2 separate regions of the Mus musculus genome follow, and region 2 is linked to region 1. A link is a loop called in an ENCODE intact Hi-C map of the cell type or tissue named here. Cell type or tissue: left cerebral cortex. All regions are shown on one strand. Links, peaks and the distances in the headings refer to the core of each region. The heading gives the core; the rest is flanking DNA.

Evidence for each region. Hi-C counts contacts between places; a loop is a spot of excess contacts. Peaks named below come from ENCODE experiments on the same cell type or tissue, not always from the same donor. Only the 100,000 strongest peaks of a DNase experiment are listed, where the experiment ranks them.
Region 2: a loop joins it to region 1, with 2.5 times the contacts of the local background. A loop is called at or near these places in 2 of 42 quality-filtered maps.

What each region holds. Positions count from the first base shown.
Region 1 is chr3:82,189,649-82,192,579 of GRCm38, forward strand. The region is part of intron 2 of Gm29921 (a long non-coding RNA gene); the gene reads right to left. Among named protein-coding and RNA genes, the nearest start is that of Gucy1a1, 45 kb to the left of the region's middle. In left cerebral cortex, for the core only: no CTCF peak of the experiment used is centred there; a DNase peak (open chromatin) is centred at 1,631.
Region 2 is chr3:82,314,690-82,317,620 of GRCm38, forward strand. No RefSeq gene overlaps it. Among named protein-coding and RNA genes, the nearest start is that of Map9, 42 kb to the right of the region's middle. In left cerebral cortex, for the core only: no CTCF peak of the experiment used is centred there; DNase peaks (open chromatin) are centred at 1,258 and 2,618; H3K27ac peaks cover 497 bases.

The DNA of each region.
Region 1 (2,931 bases), core at 212-2,711:
TGCAATGGATACGTAGTGGGGAAGGGAAATAAGTTCTCTTCAACAGAGGGAGACAAAGTGTATCAAGCACACTCTAAGGCAGAGCCCGTGCCCAGGAGTAGTTAGTTGGTCAACAAAAAAACAGACTCCATGTTTTTTGCACGTGATTCTTGTTTGCTTTGTTTTGTTTGGGCTTCATATGCTATTTATTATTATTATTTTATTTTTATTTGTTTTTCTGCTTTGGTTTTAGTGTTATGTTATTCGGTTTGTTCTGCTTTGTTTCTTGGAGACAAAGAAAAAAATCATGAAGTTGGGTAGATAGGGAAGTGGAAAATATTTAAGGAGTTAGGGGAAAGGCAGAAATATAATAAAAATGTACTGCATAAAACTTTCAATTACATTTTTAATAACTAGCTGAGTTTGAGATAACAGGAACTCATCAGTGTGGAAACATCCAAGTCAGTGAAGATAAAAGCAAGAACAACAGAAAGGAAGAAACAGGACTAGGAAAGGATGTGTACCTTGAAGAGGTATTCTCCAATCACAAGGTTTAACAACAAAGAAAATACGCAAATAGGCAAGTAGTCCTGCATTTGTGATCACAGTTAGCAATGGAAGCAAAGAAGGGCAACCAGAGGTATTCTTCCCAGATGGCTATTGGGTAGTTTTGTGGATTCAATATGAAGTATCCCTAATAAGTCCATGCCATTGAACTGTTGTTCCTTCTGGCAGTGAAGTTTGCTGAAGAAATGTGTCGTTGAGTATGGGCCTTGAGCCTGTATAGCCCATTTCACTTTCTGTCCCTCCAGTCCCTTCCTTTCAGGCTATTAAAGGTCATGCAATGTGACCAACCACCTTCCCATCTCCTGCCATGTTCTTTTCTGCCATGATGGATCATATTCCTCTGGAACTGTAAGGCCAATTAAATCCCTTTCCTCTTAAGCTCACAAATTTAGATGACTTCCCCAAGCAAAGATCAGAAGTCATGCTCACTCGGTTGCTATTGTGCTCCTAATAGTGGAGAAGGAAGCGCCTCCTGCATGGGGTGCTATAAAGGATGAAAGTTAAGGTTCCATATATTCCATCTTTACCTCTGAAAGGCTCAGCCTTTGAAATGTTCCTCTTCACCACTAGTATTAACCATTGAATCCCTCCAGGGACTTTCAATTTCCTTAATATATTTCTCCTTAGAATTTACCAAAATCCTAAGAGACTTTTAAGACATACCAACCATAGATATGAGGCAATGCATGTATTTGAAGAGGGGTAGAGAGAAATATTCTTGACTGAAATAAAGTTGAGAAATGCCCAATTAAACAAATTCTTAAGCCCCTTAGTAAGCCAGTAGCATCTCTGAATTGCATATAATTATATAAGGGTGCCCCTACAGCCCATCCCTTGTACTATGGAGATGTTATGTCACCTGCCTTTCCCATCGACCCCCACATAGAAAATGCTGACAAAGACACAGGGAAGCTGCAGCCCAGTGAAGTATCTGGTAGATCTGTCATCCATCCTTCCATGCTCCATTGTAGGATTTTTTTTTTCCAGTGATAGGAATCAAACCCAGAGTCTTACTTGCACTTGCCTGGCAATGTACCACTGGGCTCCAATCCTAGCTCCGCAGATGTTGTTAAAAATGCCCTTGGTACTGTTCCTCCAGCAATGACATAAGCAACATAAAGCAAGACCGAAATCTGTCCCATATGGCAATCCTCCTCTTTCTCCTCTTTTTCCATCCAAGCCTCTTCTTGATTTTTCTATCCAAAGCATCACAGATGTATTAATTTCTTTGTTTCATTCTTGATTCATAAAAAAGTAATCAGTACTTTAAACTCTTATATTTCTTTCTGTGGCTTGGAATAAAAAGAAAACAGTATGTTTTGCCCATCCCAACTTCCCACCCAAAACTTCCATAATTATAAGGTTTATCTGTACTTTTGAAGGAAACCTATATAAAGTTTCCTAGCATTCTTTTATGCCTTGCTATGTACTGAAGAAAAAAGGAACAAAATGTGTTTTCTAACTCTTTTTGATAATATCTCCCTTGTGGTTTCTTTGTGTTTTTTCCCCTAACTTCTCAAGACAGAAATATTTTTTTCAGTCTTAGTGTAGCAGAGCTGGAGCTTCACCAATAAGAATAGAAGTCAAATCTTAGGTATAATTACTTTCTCACCTAAAAAGGAAGTAGAACCCAATTATTGGCCTTTCATCAAGTTCACTGGCAAAAAGACTGAGTTAACCACAGTTAGGGTATTGTTAACATGACAATTTGTTTGGAATTAGGCTGTGGGAAAGAGGAGTTTCTACCAAAGGTTAAGCCAAGTTAAACAGACAAGGGAAAAAATACTGTTATTCCCTTTAATCCAAGTCTGGGTTAAAGGGTTGATTATGTGGGAAGATGGCAAAGGGTCAGAAATGCAAAACTCATGGAATCTGGCTGCTTGACAAAGGCCTAAATATAACTTATGGCTTCAAGTGTTTTTTCCTATTTTGTTCCATCAATTTGGGAATTCTGCTACAGATTGCTATCAAACCCAAAGGAAGTTATTTATTCGTTTTTACAAAAGGCTTAGACACTCACAAAGTAAGTAAAACATCACTAAAGTACATAACATATCATAAATATTTGTGTGATTTTACACATGTCTCATTTTATCAGTGAAATGGGTATGTTTCATATGGTTTTGAGACACATTGTGTAGTTCAGCCTAGCAGTAAACTAGAGATCTTCCTGACTCAGTGTCTAGGACAAGGACAGAACTTGATTCCATAAGCTGATAAAACCAAGCTGGGAGGATTGACTGCACTGTATCAGATCAAGGCTCAGATTGATGGCATTGCTGTGCTGTTGTATTCCTTCAGCTGTGCACTATGGCTTGTTTTGGCACAGTCATGGCATTACACCCACATTGTGTTATGATTCGCTATGTTTATCAGTATGAGTAT
Region 2 (2,931 bases), core at 230-2,729, 130 kb after region 1:
TAAGGTTTGTGTACACAATTATGGTGGATAGCCTAGGAATGTGTTTCAGCTTAGATCTTAAATGTTGCCCAAAGGCTGGTAGCTACAGCCTGGGTCACCAGCCTTTGGTAGTGTTGAGAGACTACAGAGTCTCTAACAGCTGAAACACAAAAGGTAAAAGAGGATACAATGACTGTGGCCCCTTTTCTTTGTGTTAGGCCCTTTTTTTTTAAAGAAATATAATTACTTTTTTAAAAAATGTAGACAGATGGTTTATCTTTAAAAAGATTAAGAAATGGCTGTATTTTTCTCACTTTTTCCTGATCACTAATCCTACATATTATTAAAGAGATATTAAAATATGCCCTACAGTGTAGATATGCTGCAGTATATATATACATTATATACACATATATCATATACACATATATCATATATACATACACATACACATATACATATAATGTTCTGTCACTGAAGCAAATGGCTCACAGAATCAGCTTGAAAAGTAGAAAAGTTCATCTTGGGTCACAGAGGCAGGGGACGTAAGCCAAGGTTGGTTGTCACTCCATTGTTTCTGGGCCTGTGAAAAGACAGACACTGCGGCTGAGAATGGGTAGTAGAGCCACTAAACAAGCAAAGTAAAAACATCTGCTGTCCTGCATTGGACTTTAGATAAGCTTTCTCCCGTGATTCATTTCATAATACTGTGCACTCAGCATTTAAAACTATATTGCTACACTATGAAGATCTTTCAATTTTAATATGTGATATTAGAGACTAATAGTGACTGATATCTCCACTGATTAGTATGTTTGTCTGCATTTCCTCATGTAGACAGAACACGTCTTAATAAACAGAATTGAAGTACAGAATGCTAAGATTGACAAGGACATGGTCCTGCTATACTATATTACATAGGAAAAAAAACAAACCCAAGATTGTATGTGATATTTGTCCATGAATACATACTTTAAAACAGAAAGAAAACTGTTACAGAGACTTAAAACATATCTATATGCTGTAATCAATGCTGACTTTGTTGGTTATAGAAGGCCTCCTAGGAAACCTTACTCTAGGGATAAAATGACCTCTTTTTTTTTTTTTTTTTTTTTTAGTTTTTAGAACCTCTTTTTAGCTTGCATTTGAGAGTGGTGTAGATAACGAAGCATACTGAAGTTTAGTGTTGCTTTTGGTAGGGTTCGGGGAGCGTGGACAGTTTATTTTGTTCTATATCATCTCTTAGTGGCATCCTACACCTCCTACACTTTGTTCTACTTTGGGCTATTATGTAAAATTGAAACTGTGTATATGAGTAATTGTTGGGTGTAGTTTTGGTCAACAAAATATATATTTAGCATGAGTTATGAAAGTAACATGGGGCAGTTTGCACATTTCCATGAATACTGCACATAATTCCACGGGGAATTTTGCTGTAGTGGTAGAAACAGAAAACCACCTCGGTGGTTTTCAAGTATAACTTACATCTGTAGAATAGACCTAACTACTTGTATATCATAAGTTTAAGAAGATTTTTCATGCCTCTTTTAACCCATCCTTTAACTCACATGTGATTAGCTAAATAGTGACCATCTTGGCATATTTATTCTAAAATGGAATTATGACTATAATGATCTTTGAATGTATGTGCTTTGCATATACTTCTTGAAGCCTGAAACTCTATCTGTGACAAAATAATTGTAATGATCCATTTTAGTTTCTATTACAATGCAATAAAGGAGAGAGACTTAAAACACATCTGTGTGCTGTAATCAATGCTCTGACTTTGTTGGCTCTAGAAGGCCACCTGGGCCACCTTACTCTAGGGATAGACTGACCTCCTTTTAGTATTATGGAATGAGGTAGCTCTGCAACATCTGTGCCACTAACATCAGTCCATTAATCGTGTGAAATATTTTGTGATTAATCTTGGGATAAGTACTTAAATATTTTTCCTTACAGGGAAAAAAACTGATAATTTTACTTTGTTTTTCTAGCTGGCTCTCCTCCAAGTTCTTATTTTCAATTGCTACTTTTAGAAGAATAAAACAAATCCCGTTAACTAGAATTTGGGCGATTTAGGGTATTTGAAAAGGACATGTGTGTGTGTGTGTGTGTGTGTGTGTGTGTGTGTGTGTGTGTGTGCTTGCACTCACACACACATTATGGCATGTGTGTGGAAGTAAGAGGACAATTTGTAGGAGTCAGCTCTCTTCTCCAACCATGTGGGACAAGAAATCAATCTGAGGTTATCAGACTTGGTGGTAAGCCATCTGGCTGCCCTTTCATTACATTTTAAATTAGAACCAGTTTTCTGATGCGTACATGGATGAAGAAATCCCATGTGATCATCTCTCTGTGTCTACCCGTGGGAAACCTCTAAGATGGCACGATGGGAGGATCTGCTCCACACTGCACTTGCAGACACAGTGGTGGGGCAGGTCCTTCTGCAGTGCCTTCCTGGAGCAGTCATTGTAGAAGGTTCTCTACCCTGATGAATTCTCTGCTGTTGATCTCTAGCCTATGAAGAATGAGGTTTTATAGAAGAGACAAATTCATCACCATCATCTATCTTCCTGTAGCTCCTGACTTTCTCAATTCAGACTCTTGGCTGTAGGAGGAAAACAGAAACCTAAGAAACTCATCACTTTCTTGAGCCCACACATCCCTAGCTCCACCACACCCAACCCCCTCAGCTTTGTTTGTCTTCTGTATAAGTATTCAGACATTTCATTTTATTTAATTGGAAAGTTAGGAAGAATACAATTATTGAGTTTTTGTTTGTTTGTTTGTTTTGTTTTGTTTTGTTGTTGTTGTTTTGAAGCTAGAATTTACTTGCATAGTTTTTAAAAGAATGAAACTGAGCTGGCTTTATGCCTAAGTATCCCATTGTAACCAAAGACATATAATATCATGTCTTCTCATTATTAAGCTGTGGAGGAATCTTCACAG